Linked DNA regions of Homo sapiens: all the other regions are linked to region 1. The links are chromatin loops, found by intact Hi-C in ENCODE. Cell type or tissue: GM12878. All regions are shown on one strand.

Region 1 (8,000 bases):
TTTCAAAATGATTAACATTATGTAATGTAATGCAAAAATAATTTATGGAAAATGTATTTACTTCACAATTCACTGTACCATTGCTCCTTGACCAAATTCAAATTAAATAGTAATTGGCTTATGTTCTTATATGATCAATACTTCATAGTTTTCTTTATAGTTAACAGACTGCCACACATTCTTTTCAGTATGTGGGCCACTGCGCTGATTAAAAATTATCTAAACATTTAATTCATTGCAATTGTATATTTTTAAAGATGCTTTTTGATTCTAGACTAAATTATCCAATATACTTATTTTTTATCTTTATTTGGTATATATCACACTTTTAAGTATTTATTAAAGCATCTCTACTCACATGGAGGCCAATTCCATGTCTGATATAGCTCCTCTTTTCTGGCCAGTGTAATAAAACCATTCCTTTTATAGCATGCCATTATTAGAAACCAATTTCAGAATTATTTATAACCTGGAATGGCTTATTAAGCAGCAATGTGAGAATCATGCAAATTATGTGATCAAATGCAATATAATAAGCATAATCATTAGTCTCTAGCATGGATTAATTAACTTTCAATATTTTATTTACATAAAAACCAAATCAGTAAAATAACTTCTGCACAGTCAGGCTTGCCTTTCAATATTTTATATGAACAAAAATAGTGTGCTGTAATTCCATTGACCGTGTCCCCCAGAATGGCCCTGTCACCTGCCACATCTTAATAGGGGGACAAACTGAGAGTATTTTCTAGTTTTCTAATGGAATGAGAAATTGCATTTTCTTCCTCTCCCAGCACTATTAAACTGTAATGAATTCGGCCCAGAGTTCACGGCTGGCTGATCGAAATGAACCTGAGATCTAGGCTTTAATACAGCTCCCCAGATTTCCTCCAAAATCTTCACATTAATCATTTGCTGGATTCCAATGAGATCTTCATAAAGCATTTGCTTCAAGGGGGGAAAAAGTAATATTCTCTCTTTCTCTCCCTCTTTTTTCTATTTCTCAGTCATTTATAGCTGGGGAATTAAACGGGCTATATATTTTAAAATACATTTACAGTATGTCTATATTACTGTAACAGCAGATATCATGAAAGTGGATTTTTAGATTCCAACCTCCATTAGATTCTCACTGTTGTATTAAGCATTTTCCAAGAAGAGCTGCATTTCAAACTGAGTACAAAGTTGGCCCGTGGCTGGGGTTAATATATTTCCTGGAGTTGTCATCTGTGCATTCTAAAAATCTCCCTTAGGTTTTGCCTGCATTTTAATCCGTCATGCTCTAGTTTTCAAGTGGAAACATTCACATTTAAAAAACATATGCATCGTAGCTTGGAACGGAGGTGCTCAGACCCCACGCAGATTTTTTTTCCCAATCCCAGTAAGCCATGAAACATAAAAAAATTTGTAGCCATCATTTGACTACTAACCCTCAAACATAATTGAGCACGATTTTCCGATTATTTCTATAATATTTAGTTCTTTAACAGCTGTTCTTTTCCGCCTGTGCCTGAGCAGATCCTAGATTCAGAAACCATTCTGGTAGTCACATTTTCTATTGAAATTCTACTGGGCAATCCTCCCCCTCTTTCTTTTTTCTGCTCCTTCCCTCACACTCCCTCTCCTCAAACAAACATTTCGGGATTCACTGGCACTTGCAGGTTGTTAGGAACCGGTCTTGATTTTATAAGACACCTTTCAAAACATAATCCCGGTGCGGCGTGTAAGGTGTGGGAACCGTTTAGTCACAGACACCGTCCCGTCTACCTCCCCCGAGTCCAGCCTTGGGTGGGTGCTGCACAGCGACTTTCGGCCTTAGGTCTTCTCGCTGTGCCTTCCTTTCCTCCTGAGAGATGCTCTCCGCCTAAGACCGCTAACAGCTCAATTGGGTCTCATTGATCCCACTCACCATCTAGAGCCCTGTTGCCTCATTAATCCGTTGTGCCACCAGCTCACGGGCTGCAACTGGGAAGAGACGAGACCTGTTTATCCATCGCCGACACTGGGATACGCAGCAATCTGCAAAATGGGGTAGAAACCACAGGAAGAAAGTGGTAGGCGACGGCGCAGGCACGGTAGAAAGGCGAGGGCCGGCCCCAAGCTGGGGGAGTATTCTAGACTGCAACACCGTTCACACTGGTAAGCGTAGAGTGCGTCTACGCTTGCCTGGGCATGAACACACCGCTGAACATTGCTGGCTCACCGAGACCGAGGGCAGGTATGTCCATACCCCTGATACTTTAGCTTGCAGAGTAAACACTAAATAGGTTAGATTAACGGATGCACAACGTTTTTTTCCACGGATATCGTGGTCAAATTGCGTTGGCCAAATTCTAAGAGGAAACTCAGTACCTGGGCTTGTCCTACATCATTTATATTTAGGCACAGTAAACGCCAGATGACCAGATTTTAAACTGCAAGTCTTCCAGGCAGGCTTGCTGGCAAATTATTATTATTATTATTGTCATTTAAAAAGATCACATTCAAATAGGGGGAGATGGGAGTTATCTTGGATTGGCAGCTTATGTGATATCTTTCAGGCAGAACTCTTCTTCTGTGATAGAGGGTTTGACATGCCTAGGCAAATTTGCCTGACAGGGTCTGTAACTCCCGGGCCACTGTTAAAAAAAAAAAAAATAGGAAGGCTGTTTTCATTTGGAGTGTATTTTATCAAACTCATTTCCCTGAAAAAGGACGTTTGGGTTTGTCTGAGCAAAATTAAATTTGATTCATATATCTCGTAGTGAAATGTGACCTCCTTTAATTCATATTGGTCCGAAAATTTGCTTTTAGTTTATAAATGAAATGGGGGCGACTTGAGGGAACTGGAGGCCTTGTTACTTGGGACCCTTGGTAAGTTCCTGAAAGGAATAGACTTTGGCTTGGCGCGGTGGCTCACGTCTGTAATCCTAGCACTTTGGGAGGCCGAGGCGGGTGGATCACGAGGTCAGGAGTTCAAGACCAGCCTGGCCAACATGGTGAAACCCCGTCTCCACTAAAAGTACAAAAATTATCTGGGCATGGTGGCGCGTTTCTGTAATCCTAGCTACTCGGGAGGCTGAGGCAGGAGAATTGCTTCAGCCGGGACCCGGGAAGCGGAGGTTGCAGTGAGCCGAGATCGTGCCACTGCACTCCAACCTGGGCTACAGAGCAAGACTCCGTCTCAAAAAAAAAAAAAAAAAAAAAAAAAGAATAGGGTTGAAGGCTCTTGGGGCAGCAGGTTCCAGCCACTCGTACAGCCCAGACAAAGGTGTCCATAGAGTGGTTTGGGAATGAGGCACGGAGAGTTGTGGCAGTAGCACGAAGCAATATGGGAGGAATCGGAAGTCATGGTGGTGACCCAAACAACACTGTAGCTCAGTGGCGTTCACTTTCCCACGCAGATCACTGTATTAACCTCTCCGCTCTGTCAACCGTAGCGTTAGGGGTTTTCCTTTGTCTTTCGATTTTGAAACTATGTCATCCACAGCCTGTCATCAATTTCCAAATTTCCAGCGTTTCTGAAAATTCTATAGCACATCAGTGTTATAAGGCATGCTATTAAGCTACATGGGTACACGTTTATCTTCATTTGTACACCTGTGGGTCGAACTTTGACACATGCCTGACTGCAGACCTGTGAATCTGTGCAGTGCACAGAATGTGCAGGGGCGTGGTGAAGACTGCACACATTTGGTGTGTTTGCACAGTGCGTAAACTCTTCGGGGCACGAGCTCTTAGGAGCGCAGGACTCCGCGCTTGGTGGGTGCAGGGGGCGCCAGTTGCCAGGAGTTGGTGGGGAGCCACAGTCTCCGGCTGGGTATGGGGGCTTGTCGGGCCTACGGCACTTGTTCCTCCCAGGGCAGAGCGGCTGTATCCGAGGCGGGTTTCTGGGGCTCAAGCCCCAACTCCCCAGCCGCCGGGCCGGCTAATAGCTCCCTGTCTGTCTCCCGCCCCGCCCGCTCCAGGTCTGGTTCCAGAACCGACGCGCCAAGTGGAAGAAGCGCAAAAAGACGACCAACGTGTTCCGTGCGCCCGGCACACTGCTGCCCACGCCAGGCCTGCCTCAGTTCCCGTCGGCTGCCGCCGCCGCTGCCGCCGCCATGGGCGACAGCCTGTGCTCTTTCCACGCCAACGACACCCGCTGGGCGGCGGCCGCCATGCCTGGCGTGTCACAGCTGCCTCTGCCGCCGGCGCTGGGCAGGCAGCAGGCCATGGCGCAGTCGCTGTCCCAGTGCAGCCTGGCGGCCGGTCCGCCGCCCAACTCCATGGGCCTGTCCAACAGCCTGGCGGGTTCCAACGGCGCGGGGCTGCAGTCGCACCTCTACCAGCCCGCCTTCCCCGGCATGGTGCCCGCCTCCCTCCCCGGCCCCAGCAACGTCTCCGGTTCGCCCCAGCTCTGCAGCTCCCCGGACAGCAGCGACGTGTGGCGGGGCACCAGCATCGCCTCCCTCCGCCGCAAGGCGCTAGAGCACACAGTCTCTATGAGCTTCACTTAATGCAGCCGCGCCCCGGCCCGCTCCGCCCCCAGCACCGCCCCGGGGGCCGCCCCGAGGCCCTTCCGGCGCGCACCCGGACCCCGGCGCCCTGCCCCGTCCCGCCCCGGCCTTCGCCCCGTCTCGTTTCGTCCTCGCCTCTCTCCTCCACTCGCTCGGGCTCACCCCAAGCCCCAGCCCGCGAGGCCTCCCCTCCGCCTGATTTCGATCGCCCGCGGTCCCCCGTCTCCCGGCCGCCCCTCTTCCCTTCCCACCCAGCTGCGCCCTCGGCTCGGTCTCCAGCGCCTCAGCCCACCCTTCCCGCCACCCTGGCCTCCCTGCTTGCGCTGGCCGTGCTCGCGCCCTCCTCCTGGCCTTCTGACGGGCGGCGTTCCCACCCACACCTTCGACGCGACGCCTACGACCCCCCTCGCCCGCCGCCTCCCCTCCGGTCCCCTCTTTCCCCACACTTCGCGACCCTCCTCCCGCGCCCGGCAAAAAGTATCCTTCCCGCCATTTTACGTACCAGGGAGTCGACTCAGGATCTGAAATCAGACACCAATGGACTGGTTTGTGGGCAGAAACACACACACTCGCACTCTCGCTCACGCTCAGACGCTACACACGCGCGCGCACAGACACGGTGCACCTAGGTCACACACGGACGTGTTCAAGGGACAGCACAATGTTAGGGATTTTTGTCTTAAAGGAGGACAAGCATTGCTACCAACCGCCTCATCTGAGGGCCCAACTGATATGATTTGATTTATCCTTGTACTCTCCAAGCTCCTGTCTTTCTTTCCTCTCCCACCACGCTACCCTTGCCCAGTCCACCCAGTCACATCCGTGCAGCCCTCTCTTGGCTTGCAAGATAACGCTTTTATTTTTATTTTATCTTATTTTCATTTTCTTAAGCACAACTGTGTGAGAGTGTAGAAGGGAAGGCTTCTCAGGAGGAACGTGACAGTGGATTGGGTGGCTGGAGTAGACTAAAGCAGTCATGTGACGAGGAAGAGGTGATCTGACCCATTTTGATAAGTCTTTATAAGGAAGAATAAAATAAACGTGTAAGCAAAATTTTCTTTTGTAAAAGCAAAAGCCACATCTCTTTTCTGGATCCTTCAGGACTGGGGTTTGTTTGCTTCCTTTTCTGTTTCTGTCTTCTCGCTGCTCTGTGCCCTTGGTTGTTTTGTGGTGGTCCTGTCGTCCCTCGTGCCCCTCGGCCACCTGCTGGCAGCCGATGGGGGCACTCGGACATCTACAACCCTGCAACTTTGTACAGAGAAACACAATCAGCTCTTTCTGCATGTGCTGGTCAAATCCAAACCCAGAGAACAGAAGCGCTTTCTAAGAATGAACAAATATGTGAAATAGGATGTTTTGTGTAGATAAAGCATTCTTGTTACATACTGGTCAATTTGTGATATGTTTTAACTTAATGTCTGTGTTTATTTATGGAATTCGGTTTTCTTAATAAATGTTTGAGCTAATATAAAGCATATTATTTGACTTTTCCGGACAAGTTTATATCAAGTTAAATGTAAATGGATAAAATAAAATCATTTTCAGTATGTGATATAGAGAATGATGGGTTTTGGTGTGACCTTGAACGGCGGGAGGGGTCTCGTGGGGGGAGGGGAGGGGCCGGTCTTGGGAATGGTTATATTCGCGCCAGTTGGAACGCGTGGGCCCTTCGCCCTGCAGTGGGCTTGGGTTCGGTTTCTGGGCTGCAAGGTGAGGTCTCCGCGACGGGGCGGCATGCTGGGGCGCCGCGAGCGCCTCACGCAAGCTCTGAGCCTCCCGAGGTTTCCGGGCCAACCCAGGTTTCCCAGGTGGGACTCCGAGCGTCGCTGTCGGCACGAAACGCAGGGCGCGAGAGTTCCTCAGATGAACGGTGTCCCTGGGGCAGTGGCGCGGAGGGCGCCCCTCGCGGGCTGCGTGCGCGTGATGGGGAGGCCGTGGGTGGGAGGGGACCACAATTCGCACCCTCGGCCTTCAGAGCCTGGAGTTCTGCTCTCCGGCGCCGCCCCAGCCGTGTCTGGCCCCAGGTACGCGGTGGAAGCTAGGCCGCGGCTCTTGCCTCCTCCGGGGCCTAGGCCTCTTTGGGGCCTTCCCTAAGGCCACGGCGCCCCTTCATGTCCCCAGACCCGGGATCCGCTTCAGATACCCGGGACCTCCCAAGTAAGGGACAAACGCGCTTCTCCAGAAGAGGCGTGTCCGGGACGACCAGCACCTACCAGGGCTCCCCCAACCCCGGGGCTGCTCTGGTTTCCTGTCAGGGTCCCTGCTGGCTGCGTACTAACCTCGACTTCAGGCACGTGCTCAGGGGACTGCCCCAAAGGAGTAGGAAAAAAATGCCGTTTCTTCGGTCGGCCGAGGGGAAGGTTTGCGGTGTGTTTTAAACTTGGAGGCAAATCGATATCACAGGCTTCCTTGGGAAGGCTAACCGAAATCAATCTTGTGGTTTGAAATTTAATGGTCATTATAGGCATTGAGAGGGCACCCCTTTTCCCACGGGAAGACTTCTCATTTGGTTGCCTCAGAGTGTAAACCCTAAAAAATACCCTCCTGCTAAAATACAATACAGCTGGGCTACATGTGAATTTGAGGAGCTGTTGTAATCGTTACTCAACTAAGAGAACACAATGGAATCTCCTCAGAGATGAGAACAAAAAGCTATGATTTTTAATGATAAAGTAAATCTGTTCATGTTACCTTAGGAATTTTAATTAGAGGTAAACTGGTGGGTGGGTTCACAGAATATTTCAGTTATACACTTTCCTAAAGACTATTTTTAGTACATTAAAATATTAAAGAAGAGAAAACATGCTCATTTTGAATTTCATACAAGAACGGAACATTTCTGTATTTGAGAACTCATCCAAGAATTCAGCAGCACACAACCACCAAATTTCTAAAATATGAGTTAATGAAAAATACTTTTCCTTGTTTTTGCATTTCATCATATTCTCGCTTGTTTTATGTTAGTGCTTTTTTTTAAAAAAAATTGAAATCGTGGATACTGTAATCTCAAGTCACATTTAAGAGATCAGTACAAATTACGGATTGCTTCACCAGTGCTCATGGAATGTTGTTTACAAGGATGCCAATTTTACAGCTTTTTATGCTGCTATAAAGCATAACTTTATGATGTAGGAATGCAATAAAGGATGCTAAATGGAATCTTTAAAAATTGTATTTCTCAAAGGCAAGGGAAATGGGATCTTTCATTGGAAAAAAATGGGCCAACTCAGAACACTGATGAGAAGTTGCAAATCAACTCAAGTGATAGATGCTTTCAAAGATACTTATATTTCATAATGTAGTGGTTATTTATCAATATTATAGTAAAGTGTACAGAGTTTTTCACTTGGCTTGACTCTGGGCTAATATTTGTTTCTATAGCAATAATAGATTTTTGTATTCAGAATCCTGAACATTTTAAAGTCATATACGCCATTAGGTTAAGGGAAGGCAAGCAGGCCTGAATTGTTAAGGTTGACGGTTTAGCAAAGATAAAAAGAGAAGAATAAGAACCTCAATCAC
Region 2 (8,000 bases), 70 kb after region 1:
GCTCTGCATCTAGGATATGAGAAGTACTGAGCTGGGAGCCCACTGCCTCATTCCAGGCTTGAGGTCATGAGGCCCTGTAGTACAATCATGGCAATGGGAGTAGAAAGGACTATTTAAATTTGAATGACACATTAAAGAGAGAAAAGAAATTGGTGATAAATTGACTATAGGGGATTTAAAAGGGGAAAATACTCAAAAATTCCTTCTAAGTTTCTACTTTGATAGAAGAAAAGATAGTTTGAAATACATTATGGGACTGTTGAGTTTGAGTATATGGTAGTTCACTTAACAGTGCATATTCTGCAGGTGGGTGGAAGCTGAAGACTGCAGCACAAAGCAAAGGTCAGGACTGGAGATAAGGATTTTAGGGTCACTGGGATAGAGTTGGTGGTTGAAGCCATTAGAGTGGCTATGCTTACCAAGGGGAATATGTACAGAGAGATAAAAGATGAGTGTTAAGAATAGAACCTCATATTATACCTATCTACCATTGCGCAGTAAAAGGATTTCAGCCAGGAAAGGAGACAAAGAAGTTAGGTCATTTAGAACGTGAGATGATTGAACTAGAGGCTTTTGAAAGTTTTACAAGTTGTGACAAAACTATGTTGATCATCTGAACGCTGTCCATGAAGTCTTAATGGGATGTTCCACATGTAAAATATGAATTTATTGTGAAAAAATGCAATTCGTTTAGTTTTTTATATAGACAGAGTCTTAATATGTTGCCTAGGCTGGTCTCAAACTCCTGGCCTCAAGCAATTCTCTTGCCTCCACCACTCAAAGTGTTGAGATTACAGGAATGAGCCGCTGTGTCTGGCCAAGAATGCAATTTGACAGTTAACCTTTCTATCAGTTATTCAGTGGTTCCGGTGCAAGGAGTTGAAATGGCAGAGATGTGAAATAACAACATAAGGATCTGGTAGGTCTCTTTTAGGGGATGGATGAAGTTCCTACAGAACCACCTACTATGTTTGGTGCTGTCTTTATACTTTACATGTATTTATTTAATCTTTACAATTGCCTGAAAAGGTAGGTATTATGCATATTTTATAGATGAGAACATTCACACTCATAGTGATTAAATAACTCACCCAAAGATATATAATGAGGAAGAGGAATAATTGAGATTCTAATCAAGACTTATTCCAAAGCATGTGTTCTTTCAGACAACTTATCAACATTTTTCAACTGACCTACCTAGAATGGCAGAAGAGAATGCATTCACACTCAGGGGGATCAAAAGCAGTCTACTGAAAGTAGGAATTTTTTGAATTCTATATTTTAAAAATTCATGAAAATTTTGCATTCTATTTCTTACTTTATTTTAATATAAAAATAATGTTTTAAATCATTGAAATTCCCCATCCAAGAAGTACCATGTTTCTCCAGTGTCTGCAGTATGTCCTGGCACACTGCCCGGTTCCTCGTGAGAGTACACAGCACTGTATCGTAATTACCTTCTAGTGCCTGGTACATAGTAAGCACTCAGTAATGAGTTGGTGAATTAATGTATGAATCAAAGGGCCATAAAAGCAAGCTGCATGTACCTTTTACTGAGAAGGCAACTTCCCATGGAATGACTTCAAATACTTCAAGACATGGATGAAGTTTATATCCTGTGACTTACACTGTGGTTAGATGAGGCACACTAAGGTTGTTCTATATTGAGAGATCTGAGTATTATGTGTAGGGGAGTGCTGTTTTGGTGGGGTTGGCTGTAGAGGGGTCTTAGATGAGAATTTGGTATAGCATGTGGTCTTGCTGGTGGGAGGCAGATTCAGAGAGAAATCAGAAATTATATATAAAGTGAGACTTCTGAATGTGAGAGGGACCATCGTAACCTGTATGTGGTGATTGAAGTGGAGATTCAGGAAGTCAGCCAGATATTAATGTTAATGATAATATCACCACAAATACTCATAACTTTAAAATTTCATCAACCTGGAGACTGCTACCATGTTGTAGATATGCATTTATCATTCATTCATTCAACAAACATGTATTGAGCGCTAGGGAAGGAGATGTTTGTAAAGATAAAATAGATGCGGTACTTGCTCTTAAGGAATTTACAGTCTATTGCAGGAAATGAGATAAAATGTGTCCCTCATACAAGATAAACAGCAATAACTAAGGAATGCACAAATCAAATATTGTAGAATTTCACGGAAGATCTTACTTCTTGGGAGAATCAGGAATTGCATCTGGAGGGGACAGCATTTGAGCTGAGTCTTAAAGGATAAATAGGATTTGGTCACTTTACAGACGCACTAATAATATGTTTACTAGCCTCTTGGTATGAATTACTCTCACCAAGGCCCAAGTGATTTTAAAAGGCAAAATTTACCTGTATTTGTTTTTGTTTTGCTGCATGTATGGAATACCCTTTAGTAGTCAAGATGCCTAGCCAATATGATGCATAGGCCAAGATGTTATATTTTGTCTCTAAATTCCTCTCTTTCTAGAACAATTATCATGTCATTTTGTGTTAGAAGGAAAAAGTTTGGACATATGCAATTTTCTGTTGAAGACATCATTAAATAACAGAATTTATTAACAACTACAGTTGAAACAAAGGACACATCAACTGATTGTTAGTTCCCTGCCACCAAATGAAGATATATTATCGGTATTTGTGTTAAATATTCCATTTTAACAGTGCAGATACATATTCATTAGCAGGCAGAATAACCTTAGAGTTGGCACTTTGCAAATGCTTCTTATTTTCGCCAAGTCTGTGCAGGTTTTAAAACTTTGTATTACCTTCTACAAGTAATCTCAGAGTCTGTCATTCACATGTAGAAAACTCACCTCTCTATTTAGCCCGTGGTTGGTGAGAGATAGACATTTACAGGGCCCCTCTGCCCTTGAGCTGTTCCATTAGTGCATGGAAAGCACCTTGCAGCCTGTGACAAGCGCAGCAGATCGGCACTAAATCAAAAATCAGTGCCAGCCAGGGATCTAAGCCACCATGAAGGTCACAGCCATCAACTGCATGCCATCTCAATCCAAACAAAACACATTGGATACAGGGGGATTTTCACAACTTACAATAGGTGACAAACATTTCATGTTAGAGTAATCCATAGCAGTGAAACTGGGAACTGACCTTTTAAGTACTTTTGAGTATTTAATCAAACTTTGAAAAAGCTGGAGGTAATTTTTGGAAATATTTTACATTTATAAACAAAATATAACAAAATAAAACCTCTATAGCATATTGTTACTGCAATCAGGATTTTGATGAAAGAATCTTTTTTTGTTTCAAAAGAAAACACATGTGTTTTTAAGATATAAAATCATCAGAAACATTATATAAAAATAGTTTTCATTTGATTTCTTGCTTTGAAAAGTATGTCATTGATTCACTATGAAGTGAACAATTTGTGTTGTAAACTGCCCAGTTTAGCTTATTCTGAGAATTTATAATTAGCATCTATATTAAATAGGAAATATTTGGTCTTAGTCTGACTTTATTTCAAGTTCACTTTCAGCAATCCCATTCAAGTTGAAGTTGCTGAATTTGAGCCTATATATTAATAAGATTTCTGTATTGTCCAATGAAGATTTCTAATAATAGAAACATTATTTAAATGTTGTAGATGCAATTCCCTTTTTACTTCCCACTTAAAAAAAGCAAGGAAAAAAAAGTATCAAAACTAAATAATGAACTCTCTACTTCATGAATTTTGTGAGATTCTGAGAATTAATTATCTAGGTTAATAAGAAGTGTTGGATAGCCAAGCAAAGTAAACTGGATTTTGCTAAATTAACTTGGAAAATTCCTGTGCTTCACAAAATGAAAAACTTATATGCAAAAATTATTTTCATAATTGAACTAGCATAGTAATGTCATCTGATTGAATTATATCACACTGATATGGGAGGAGGGGATGAGGCAAAAGCTTAGATCTACTTTTGATGAAATAACTGACAAGAGGCTAATATTCACTTATACATTATTCCTACTAAAATTAGCTTTTGTGAATGATATTCAACAAAACAATGGATACAGAGAACAATGTAAAAATGAAATACTTGTCAACATCTAATCAGGTTTGGGGCAACCAAGACTATTTTAAGAATATGCCATTTCAGAAACAAATGCTTCAACCCAGCTATCTCTACCGTTGAGTGAATTCATGGTTAATTTACACTAGCTGGTGAAGAAGTTTCATGAAACTGTAAATGCAAAGCAATCCAGCAGGAATGTATGTAATGGAAGAATGCCATCTGCTGGTGAACCCTATCAAATCCATAATTAGGAAAACCTGAGAACACATACCCTGTAGACAAGGAAGATTCAAAGTTTGTGGAAGCATTTTTAATTCTGAGAAATCTGCTTTCATTAAGCTGATGCATACCTTTGATATAAATTATTCATTTTAAATTAACTTGATTACTAATTTCCTGGAATCACTAGTCAGGAAAACCTTGAAAAGAAATCGGCGCAAAGGACTTTTTTTTTCTTTTTGCCAATTTACAAAGTTTTTATATTCATCATTCATCAGTAGTCAGCCAGCGAGTCTGTTCTATTTAAAAACTCTGGCTTTTCATTTAATGCATCCCATCTGTTTCTGAAATAAATTGCAATAATCCGTGTTTAATTTTAATCAATGTATTACTAAATATGCAAATTATATTAAAAGCCATGGTTTGAAAAAGCTTTCATTTGTAAATATGGTAGCTTAAAACAGGAAGCATATCTAAAAGCCATTTAGCTACAGTAGCCTAACTCTAACACTGTAGCTGATTTATAAAGCAGATCACAAGTTGATCTTTCTCCCACAAGGGGATATGTAAAACTGTTGCATATCAGATTTTGTTAACATCTGATGGGCTAGTGCTTATGGTATAAGAGACTCATACTTCAGCAACCATGTCTTTTACATTTAAATTAAGGTAATCTTATTCCATTCTACATCTTTCTAATTTTTTTATACAACCTAACAGATGAATTTGTGTGATTGGTTTATGAATCACAGTTAAAGCAATTTGAGCAAGCCTTTCAATCAATCTTAAAATTTTAGTGTCTAATTTACTTGTGATTTGCATAATTAATTGTGGAAGGGATCCTTTGGGAGTCTCCCTTTTCCCCCTTTTTCCTTTCCTACCTTGTGTCTCACACACTGACTAGATAGATTGGGAATGATACTGGAGTTCTTTTAGGCCTGCTAGATGACTTTGTTAGGAATCCAGAAATTATGTGTTGCTTTGTTCTCTCTGATCTGGCTGGACCAAGAGGTAATTCTGAAAATTAGGTCTGTTATCTGCAAAACAATTCAGTAGCATGGCTGTGATTGAATTGTGTATACAGTTTACCAAGCAATTACCTTAAAGGAGGATTTCAGGACTCTTTCCTATATAAAGGTCATGAGTATGTAGGAATACACACACACACACATAACATTATATATAAAGTTTTATATATAACATTAGATATAATGAAAATATATATTATATATAATGCTGACATATAACAAATTATAGATATGTTATGTATACATCAACATTATATTTATATAACAACATTATATAAAAATCATGTCCATATATTGAATTCTGTCATCTACTAATTGTTGTACTGGATTGGGTAGTACATTACCACCAGTACGGTCTAATTAGTGCCTTGCTAAAGCAGCTTCAAGAATTTTGCCAGCCTGTTGTTAAACACAGTAATTATTAACAATCAAATTATATAAACTTGTAATTTAAAATTTATATTAATGTAATAACTGCTCAAAAACATCACTTTCTAATTATGGTGCTGCATTTTAACATCTATACTCTTAAGATTATTTACATCTATCTTTTGTATCTGTGTGGTACATTTCTCCCCAACTCGACATTTAGTGATATCAAATTGGTAGCTTGAAATTGGCCACAGTGGGAGTGTTTACATGACAGAAATTGGCAAATGCTACAAATCAAGTCAAGGCTATTTCCCTCTCTATATAGCTGGTTGTTAACTATTTACCAGCGTACCACTGTCTTTAATACACACAGAGCAACTCAATACATGTGTCTGTTATTTATTCTTGAGCTCTCCTAAAAGAGTAATAACAGCTTTCATAGACCCTTTTACAAGAAGTGAAATGTATATTTGATTCCCTAAGGAATCTTAGCCCACAATTTCTTGTTAAGCTTTAAAAATTAAGGTTTTTTTCCCTTAGTGTAATAGATAATTTGGAAAATACAGAAAAAAAATATTTTTTCAATGACTTTATTATTTTGAAAGGATGAAAGTAATCACATATTCATAATTTTCTAAACAATTCATGTCTTGCATATTGGTTTATCAGACAACTTATTGCTGAGTTTAAGAGACTGCCAAACAATGCTAAGATTAGAAAGTGCTGGAAAATTAGTTTGTGGAATGAACTCACTGCAATAACATAAATAGTAGAAACATGTCAAGGACCATGTTTGTTAGAAATAAACTTATTTCTCTATGCAGAAGACTTATTAATCATATCTCAGGATGTTTAATAGCGTAAACAAATGGAAAACTTCAGCTTGTGATCCAAGGTCGTTTTCAAATTGGAAATGACCTCAGCCTGCCCCAAGAGGGCTAATGATGTAAAAATAAGTAGGGCCCAGTCCTCTGGGGAATTCGGTGCAGGTCAGCGAGGCTCTTTTGGTGAATGCGGCAATCTGCTCTGCCTCCATAGGCCTTTGTGTAGCCAGACTCCCTGGGAAAGGTGGGCTGTCTGCTGTTGCCTGGCACATATGTAAGAATATTCTTTTTCAATTTCCTTTTCTATTTTTCTTAGATTTTTACTCATGCACAAGGAAAAGCTCATAAGACACTAAAAATGTCACAATGGTAAATTTTCCTTTCCTAAACAGAAAGAGAATTCAAGAGCAATGATTTTTCTTTATACAAATTGTTTTTTAAAGTTAAATATTAATTTAAAATATATTAACATTTGAAGAATCGCATTTTAACGATTACCTACATACCTACTCCTGTTTTGTTTTTTTTTTTTTTTTTTTTTTAAAAAGAACATTTGAAGTTCCCTATGTGTTCATTTCTTCCCTCCCTACTTAAAGGTAATCATTACACTGACGTGGGGTTTTTATTTGCTTGTTCTTACTCACTGCATTGCCACATTTTTTCTTCTAAACAATATGTTGTTTAATTTTGCATGTTTTTGGCCTTTATATAAAGATAATCATACCGTATACATTCTTTTGTAACTTCATTGCTTCTACTATAAGTCATTACTTTTAACTCTCACCTAATAGTCCATTGTATGAATATGCCACAGTTTATTCATTCTACTGTTGGTAAACATTTGGGCTGTTTTCATTGTTCTCTATTATGAATAGTGTCACTATACTCTGAGTATTACTACACATGTATTTTGGTGTATATGTGCAAGAGTTTCTGTAGGTACGTGCCTAGGAGTGGAATTGCATGCCTTCAAATCCACTAAGCAATTAATGCCAGACTGCTTTTTCAAAGCGACTATACTGATTCCTACTGCCATGAGAAGTGTACAAGTGTTCTAGTGGCTCACGCTAACATTTAATATTGTCAGAATTTTTAATTTTTGCAAGCTTTACAGATGTGAAATGTCATCTTACTGTGAGCATCTTTTATCTTTTTATACTTTTGGTTACTTCTGCCACCTCTTTGTGAAATGCTTGCTCAAGTCTTCTGTCCATTCTCTATTGGATTGTGTGTGTTTCTCTGGTGACTTATAGTAGGTCTTTGTATATTCTGGGTACAATTTTGGGGGCTCATTTTTAGGGTGTAACAAATCACTTCTCCCAGAGTGTGGTTTACTTATTTATTCTCTTAATGGTTTTTTGTTTTGTTTTGCTTTTAAACAGAAGTTTTTAACTTTAATATACTAGAGTTAAATTTATCACTTTTTCTTTATGGTTAGTACTTTCTGTGCTATGTCTAGTAAATCTTTCACTACCTTGAGATCATAAAGATATTCTTCAATTTTGTCTTTTAAAAGTTTCATACTTTTGCTTTTAATATAACTCCT
Region 3 (8,000 bases), 540 kb before region 1:
ATCTACCCATCTGACAAAGGGCTAATATCCAGAAAAAACAAGAAAAGAGCAACCCCATCAGAAAATGGGCAAAGTATATGAACAGACACTTCTCAAAAGAAGACATCTGTGCAGTCAACAGACACATGAAAAAATGCTCATCCTCATTGGTCATCAGAGAAATGCAAATCAAAACCACAATGAAATACCATCTCACACCAGTTAGTATGGCGATCATTAAAAAGTCAGGAAACAACAGATGCTGGAGAGGATGTGGAGAAATAGAAACACTTTTACACTGTTGGTGGGACTGTAAACTAGTTCAACCATTGTGGAAGACAGTGTGGTGATTCCTCAAGAATCTAGAACTAAAAATATCATTTGACCCAGTGATCCCATTACTGAGTATATACCCAAAGGATTATAAATCATGCTACTATAAAGACACATGCACACGTATGTTTATTGCGGCACTATTCACAATAGCAAAGACTTGGAAGCAACCCAGATGTCCATCAATGATAGACTGAATTAAGAAAATGTGGCACATATACACCATGGAATACTATGCAGCCATTAGAAAGGATGAGTTCATGTCTTTTGCAGGGACATGGATGAAGCTGGCAACCGTCATTCTCAGCAAACTGTCACAAGGACAGAAAACCAAATATTGCATGTTTTCACTCATAGGTGGGAAGTGAACAATGAGAACACTTGGACACAGGGCCGGGAACATCACACACCGGGGCCTGTCAGGGGTTTGTGGGCTGTGGGAGGGATAACATGAGGAGAAATATCTAAAGTAAATGACGAGTTGTTGGGTGCAGCAAACCAACATGGCACATGTATACCTATGTATCAAACCTGCACGTTGTGCACATATACCCTAAAACTTAATGTATAATAATATAAATAAATAAATAAATAAATAAATAAATAAACTTCAGGGCTTGGCACAGTGGCTCATGCCTGTATTGCTAGCACTTTGGGAGGCTAAGGTGGGAGGATTGCTTGAGGCCAGGAGTTCGACACCAGCTTCGGCAACATAGTGAGACTCTGTCTCTTTAAAAAAATCAAAATTAGCCAGGCGTGGTGGCCGATGTCTGTAATCTTAGCTACTTGGGAGGCTGAGGTGGGCAGATTGCTTGATCCCAGAAAGTTGAGGCTGCAGTGAGCCATTGATCATGCCACTGCACTCCAGCCTGAGACCCTGTCTCTAACTAACTTATTTTAGTACTGTGTGTTTTAAGTAATACAGATATTTGAATTGAGTGTTGTGAAGAACAGAAAGGTGGAGCTAATTCTATGAGAGGTTTAGAAAAGATGATGTTTGGGTGGATCTTAAAAGAATAATATTGTGAATTTTTTTCTTGGTTGGCAGGTTGATTGGGAGGTCGAAGGGTTAGAGTAGGTGAAAAACATAATTCATGCTAACACAAGGGATTATGAAAGAGCATTGTTTTCAGGAAGTAATAAGTATGGCATAGAGTGCAGTTAGGAATATAAATCTATAGTGATTAAAATAGTGTGATATTTAGACAGAAAAGTAAGTGGAAAGAGTAGAAAGCCTAGAAATGTGCCCATACACGCAAAAATGTACCATATAGTAGAGGAGATATTACAAACCAATGAGGAAAGGATGGACTATGGACTATTCAAGACTGTTCAATATTAGAATGATGTATTATTCATATGAAAACTGAGTTTAATAATAAAATCTAAATTATACCCAAATTCAAGGATATTTTATCAAAAAAACCTGGTTTATAATTAGCGAAAATGTCAAGGTCATATAAGTTAAAAGAAAGACTAAGAAACTGTTTCAGACCAAAGGAGACAACTTAATACAGTATGTGATATTGAACTGGATCCTTTTATTATACATCATTGAGACAGTTATTGAAACTTACGTGCATAGTGACAATTGTGTGAAAGTAATGCATCAGTTTAATGACCTGATTTTCTTCGTTGTACTGTAGTCTGTGGAACATGTCCTTGTTTATAGGAAATATACATAGAAGTTTTTGGGGATAATGTAGCATCAGATTGGCATCTATCGTCTCAAATCGTTCAGAAAAACAACAGCAACAGTTCTTTGTACTATACGTGTAGCTTTTTCCTATGTTTGAGATTGTTTTTTAGAAGTTGTCCAGCTGGATGCAGTGGTTCATGCCTATAATCCTAGGACTTTGGGAGGCTGAGGCAGGAGGATCGCTTGAGCCTAGGAGTTTGAGACCAGCCTGAGCAACACAACGAGACTCCGTCCCTACAAAAAAATTTAAAATAAGCTGAGCTTGGTGGTATGCACCTGTAGTCCCAGCTACTTGGGAGGCTGAGGTGGGAGGATTGTTTGAGCCCCAGAGGTTGAGGCTGCAGTGAGCCATGATCATACCACTGCACTCCACCCTCGGTGACAGAGTAAGACCTTGTCTCAAAAAAAAAAAAAAAGAAAAAAGAAAAAAGTTGTCTAAAAGTTAAAATATAGTTATCAAAATAAAATTAAAAATTAAAAGATTATCTGGGAAAAATATTTCTAATACATGTGTCTGAATAAATGATTTGTACTCAGAATATGTAAAGAACTCCTCCTACAGTCTTTGCCTTCTAATTGGAGCGTTTAGATCATTTGCTGTTTTATTTTTTTTGTTTTTTTTTTTTTTTCAGTAGGTTTTTGGTGAACAGGTGGTGTTTGGTTACATGCATAAGTTCTTTAGTGGTGATTTCTGAGATTTCGGTGCACCCGTCACCCAAGCAGTGTACACTGTACCCAATGTGTAGTCTTTTATTCCTCACCACCCCCCACCCTTTCCCCTGAGCCCCCAAAGTCCAGTGTATTATTCTTATGTCTGTGCATCCTCATAGCTTAGCTCCCACTTATGAGTGAGAACATACGATGTTTGGTTTTCCATTCCTGAGTTACTTCACTTAGAATAATAGTCTCCAATTCTATCTAGTTTCTGTGAATGCCATTATTTTGTTCCTTTTTTATAGCTGAGCAGTATTCCATGGTGTGTATGTGTGTGTGTGTGTGTGTGTGTGTGTATATATATAACATGTTCTTTATCCACATGTTGATTGATGGGCATTTGGGCTGGTTCCATATTTTTGCCATTGCAAATTGTGCTGCTATAAACGTGTGTGCAAGTATCTTTTTTGTATAATGTCTTCTTTTCCTCTGGGTAGATACCTACTGGTGGGATTGCTGGATCAAACAGTAGTTCTACTTTTACTTTTTTAAGGAATCTCCACACTGTTTTCTTTAGTGGTTGTACTAGTTTACGTTCCCACCAACAGTGTAAAAGTGTTCCCTTTCACCACATCCATGCTAACATCTATTATTTTTTGATTTTTTGATTATGACCATTCTTGGTGGAGTGAGGTGGTTTCACACTGTGGTTTTGATTTGCATTTCCCTAATAAGTAGTGATGTTGAGCATTTTTCCATGTGCTTCTTGGCCGTTTGTGTATCTTTGAGAATTGTCTATTCATATCCTTTGCCCACTTTTTGGTGGGATTGTTTTTTTCTTGCTGATTTGTTTGTGTTCTTTGTAGATTCTGGATATTAGTCCTTTGTCAGATGTATAGACTGTGAAGATTTTCTCCCACTCTGTGGGTTGTCTGTTAACTCTGCTGATTATTTCTTATGCTGTGCAGAAGCTTTCTAGTTTAATTAAGTCCCATCTATTTATCTTTGTTTTTGTTGCATTTGTTATTGGGTTTGGGTCATGAAGTCTTTGCCTAAGCCAGCGTCTAGAAGGGTTTTTCCGATGTTATCTTCTAGAATCTTTATGGTTTCAGGTCTTAGATTTAAGTCTTTGATCCATCTTGAGTTGAATTTTGTGTAAGATGAGAGATGAGGATCCAGTTTCATTCTACTACATGTGGCTTGCCAATTATCCTGGCACCATTTGTTGAATAGGGTATCCTTTCCCTATTTTGTGTTTCTGTTTGCCTTGTCAAAGATCAGTTGGCTCTAAGTATTTGGCTTTATTTAATGTAGTTTATTGATATGAATGTATTTATGTTCACATCTTGATTTGCTTCTGTTTGTCTCTTCTATTTTTTTGTGATTTTCTTAAGACTAAATATTTTTTATTAGTAAAAATTTTTTTTCACAAGCCCATTGGAGATTACACATTGTTTATATCTATAAATCCAGAAGAGAGAATTAAAATGTCTGAGTATTTGGGATGGTAGACTATAGGAGAACAAATCAAAAGAATTAATTGGTATCTGGAAAGCAGATGTATTAACATGGAGGGCAAATTGTTTTCTAACTTTACTAAAAGACAAAAAGCCAAACTAGCAGAATTGTTTAGGTTAATTAGATATAAATTATAAGTTTGTATTGGGCAGACAATTAGTGAAGATGTAGAATTCTCCTTTTCCGAATTGTTTTCAAAGAACTAGTAATTGTCTAATATCTGTTTGTGGACATAAGAAGGTAGACTAAGTTGACCTGAAGGGTATAATGCCTTACCACATTGGCGACAATATGATTTGTGTGTGTGTGTGTGTGTGTGTGTGTGTGTGTGTGTGTGTGTGTGTGTGTGTGTGACAGAGTTTCAGTCTTGTTTCCCAGGCTGGAGTGCAATGGCGCGATCTCGGCTCACTGCAACCTCTGCCTCCTGGGTTCCAGCAATTCTCCTGCTCACTGCAACCTCTGCCTCCTGGGTTCCAGCAATTCTCCTGCCTCAGCCTCCCAAGTAGCTGGAATTACAGGCATGCACCACCATGCACCACCATGCCCGGCTAATTTTGTATTTTTAGTAGAGACAGGGTTTCTCCATGTTGGTCAGGCTGGTCTTGCACTCCCAGCCTCAGGTGATCCGCCCGCCTCGGCTTCCCAAAGTGCTGGGATTACAGGCATGAGCCACTGTGCCCGGCTGACAATGTGATTTTTAAAAGTAGAAATAAACTTTCAATTAAATGTCTGTACTCTATTAAATTCATCTTGCTACCTTTGTTTTAAAATGTTTACTTTCTCTTTTCTCTACTATAGCTTGAAATTTTGACAAACTTGGCAAATGAAGCCAACATATCAACTCTTCTTCGAGAATTTCAGGTTTGTGTACAGTGCTAATTATAAAAAACTTCTAAAACATATGTTCAGTCTTAAATATGCATCTTTTTCTATCTAGAAATATGTAATTATGTACATAAAATAGTGATTGGGACAAGACTGACAACTAAGAAATTCATAAATTTGCAAGAATAAACTAATTACAATTTATAATTTAAGGAAAACATAGTATTCTCTTTCATATTTTCATAGACTTTGAAGGACTTTGGTTTATAACTCTGTCTTTGTTTGAAATTGTATTTCTGGTAAGAATTTCATCTTTTTGTGCTGCCAGCATCAATAGTCCTTTCTATATTCTGTGGTCATGAAAACGGTTTCATTTCTTACCTGGTTGTTCCCATTTTATTGACCTATGACTATTTTTGACACTGCCCCCTTAGCCTCATATATAGCTCAAAAAAATTTGTTTCATAATTGCCCCACTACGATTTTTTAAATTGCTGTTTTTTATTTTGATTTGTTTAGTTGTATTTTTATGCCTTATGAGACTCTTCCTAGCTGCATTTCCCCCCAAAATATTATTCAAAAATTACTTCATGGACATGATACCCTTTATGATGGAAAGGTCATCTCTGAAGCCTTAGTTGTAGAGCACAGCAATAGAAAACTTTACATCAGTATTATGACTTTTATATTCCACTATCTGTTTTCTTAACAAAAATATACCACATACTATGCACTAATCACAGAGTTTTTCTTTTATCAGCTTCCAACTTTTAGAGATGTATTTTTTGCCATAGTTCTCCTATATGCCAATATTAAATTTCTTCTTGGTTATAAGACACTGTATACACGATTTCTTTTTAGCTATGTGATTTTTAAACTTTTTACAGGAATAGTAGAATAATATGGCATGTCCATAATTTATATTTTCATACCTGGATTACTCCACTTTTATGTTGTGTATCTTTCTAGACAAATTTCTTAAAAAATTAAGATGTTCTAGAAAATATACTATTTTATGTTATTATTCAGTAATCTTATAGCTGCAGATCATTGCTTGAATCTGATTTTCACTTCATTCCTATAATTTTATTTATTTAAAGTATTGGTCTTTGTGTTTTTTCTTGTTCCTTTCCTGTTGTCCTATCTAGTCTCTTTGGGTGTCCTCTCACTGTCCAGTTTTTGCTTATATCAAGTCTCCTGGGATTGTAGGAAAGGAGACTTAGGTAATGTTATGGAATGGGTTGTATAGAGGGCACATACTAGACCTGTTTCAAAATATTGGTCATCTAGTCTTTTCATTTAATATCAGGATGTTTAATAAGGTCCATTTTTCAGTCAAACTTTTAAGTATTTTTTTCATGTATTCATTTTTATCACTGTCTAAATTTGTACCTTCTGTCTATGTTTGTGTTATGCTCATAGTTACGCTTTTAGTAACTTTTTGGGTAAAATAGGGAATGTTTCTAAAGACTCATAAGTTCATATTTTTCTTTAAGGAAATTAAATAATTTATTTGGGAACACTTTTAAATATAATTGGTCTTGCCTTCATGGAACTAGGAGAGTTTAATTAATTTAATTTATTTGTTCAATGTTTAATCACCTGGTTGGTACCATTTTTAGCAAATTTGTATTTTTTTAGACATCTTTAGGTTTTCTCCTCCATTTGTCATTTAGACACCACTTAAATGTATTGCATTTTTCATAGTGTTAAGTCTACATTGTATACTTCTTATTTGAGGTTGGGAATCTTTCTTAAAAATTTCGATTGTAAATGACCTTTCAAATTTCATGTATATGATACAAAGTGTGTATATTTCTGTAAACAATAGAAGCTTTCCTCATTTAAAAATTAGGAAGGTTCTAAGCAAAGTGAAATTCTCTAGGGCCATTATAAAATTTATAAAGATATTTTAACTTCCTGTTGTTAAATCAGTGATTTATTTCTTTATTTTTAAATTTGTGTGTGTGTATATATATATGTGTGTGTGTGTATATATATATATGTATACTATATATATACTATATATACACACACACACATATATATATATACACACACACACATATACCCTTTACAGTATATTTTTAAAGCATACTTTTAAAGAAAATCTATTTCAAAAGTATGGTATTTTATTTTATTATAAACTGAGTATTTGAAGTATTTATTGAAATACTGTTCACCGTAACTATTATTCTTTTACAACCATTGTGATAGATTTTGAAATTAAAATGTTTGTAAATAGCCTACTGGTCCCTTTCTTCCTTTTCTCCCAGTTTTTAGATTTAGTGTCTCTGAAAAAGTGACCCTTTTTTTCATAGATTCACAGATGCTGCTGGTAAATGAACTGAAACCTCCAAAGAGAGAGCTCTCATCATCTCTTTCAACCTTGCACTTAAACTAATTGCTGTCTTTGGGTGACTGCTCCTACTATCTGTTTTGGAGTCTCAAGCCACTATGGCCACAGGTGAATGAGCCTGGCTTGAAAATGTGCTTCGTCCATAGGCACATTCTTTAAGTAAAAAAATCAAAACAAAATGAAATTAATCTACATCATCACTTGGTCCTCATATTGTGCTTATGAGAAGTTTATGTATTCTGGAATTCTTATATATTGACAAAGTTTAATATAATCGGAGTTTTGGTTAACTCAATAATACCAGTGTGTAAACTAATTGAAATAATATCTTTTAGACCTATGTGAAAAGCCAGGATAAACAATTTGCAGCAGCCACTATTCAGACTATAGGCAGATGTGCAACCAACATCTTGGAAGTCACTGACACGTGCCTCAATGGCTTGGTCTGTCTGCTGTCCAACAGGGATGGTAAGTTTACAGTTTCATTTTATTTTCAGGTGATTTAAATTTGAATATTCTTGGTATTATTTCCAAGTTGTAACCTTTTCTAACTTTGCATTTTAGCTTTTCCAGTTATATCAGTAGTATGGTCACAATAAGTAGCATTTTATCCTTGAATGCACATAAATATGC

Evidence for each region. A loop is a pair of places that touch in the nucleus more often than their neighbours do. Peaks named below come from ENCODE experiments on the same cell type or tissue, not always from the same donor. Only the 100,000 strongest peaks of a DNase experiment are listed, where the experiment ranks them.
Region 2: a loop joins it to region 1, with 4 times the contacts of the local background. A loop is called at or near these places in 5 of 110 quality-filtered maps.
Region 3: it touches region 1 in a loop (4-fold over the local background); 7 of 110 quality-filtered maps call a loop at or near these places.

What each region holds. Positions count from the first base shown.
Region 1 is chr5:77,626,742-77,634,741 of GRCh38, reverse strand. OTP (orthopedia homeobox) reads left to right here. Exons shown (of 3, transcript NM_032109.3): 3 at 3,948-6,030. The coding sequence ends at 4,478. It overlaps OTP-AS1 (OTP antisense RNA 1), which reads right to left and starts at 5,071. Exons shown (of 2, transcript NR_198942.1): 1 at 4,981-5,071; 2 at 282-2,019. RefSeq lists enhancers at 1,817-1,946, 2,049-2,549, 4,033-4,082, 5,840-6,405 and a silencer at 4,253-4,692. In GM12878, CTCF peaks have their summits at 3,726, 4,435 and 5,672 (motif pointing left); DNase peaks (open chromatin) are centred at 3,381 and 4,449; H3K4me3 peaks cover 3,211 bases; H3K27ac peaks cover 1,716 bases.
Region 2 is chr5:77,557,091-77,565,090 of GRCh38, reverse strand. It overlaps a transcript of WDR41 not described here. Among named protein-coding and RNA genes, the nearest start is that of OTP-AS1, 69 kb to the left of the region's middle. In GM12878, a CTCF peak has its summit at 4,226 (motif pointing left); a DNase peak (open chromatin) is centred at 4,190.
Region 3 is chr5:78,162,654-78,170,653 of GRCh38, reverse strand. It overlaps AP3B1 (adaptor related protein complex 3 subunit beta 1), which reads left to right. Exons shown (of 27, transcript NM_003664.5): 12 at 4,982-5,044; 13 at 7,703-7,835. Among named protein-coding and RNA genes, the nearest start is that of AP3B1, 130 kb to the left of the region's middle. In GM12878, no CTCF peak of the experiment used is centred here; no DNase peak of the experiment used is centred here.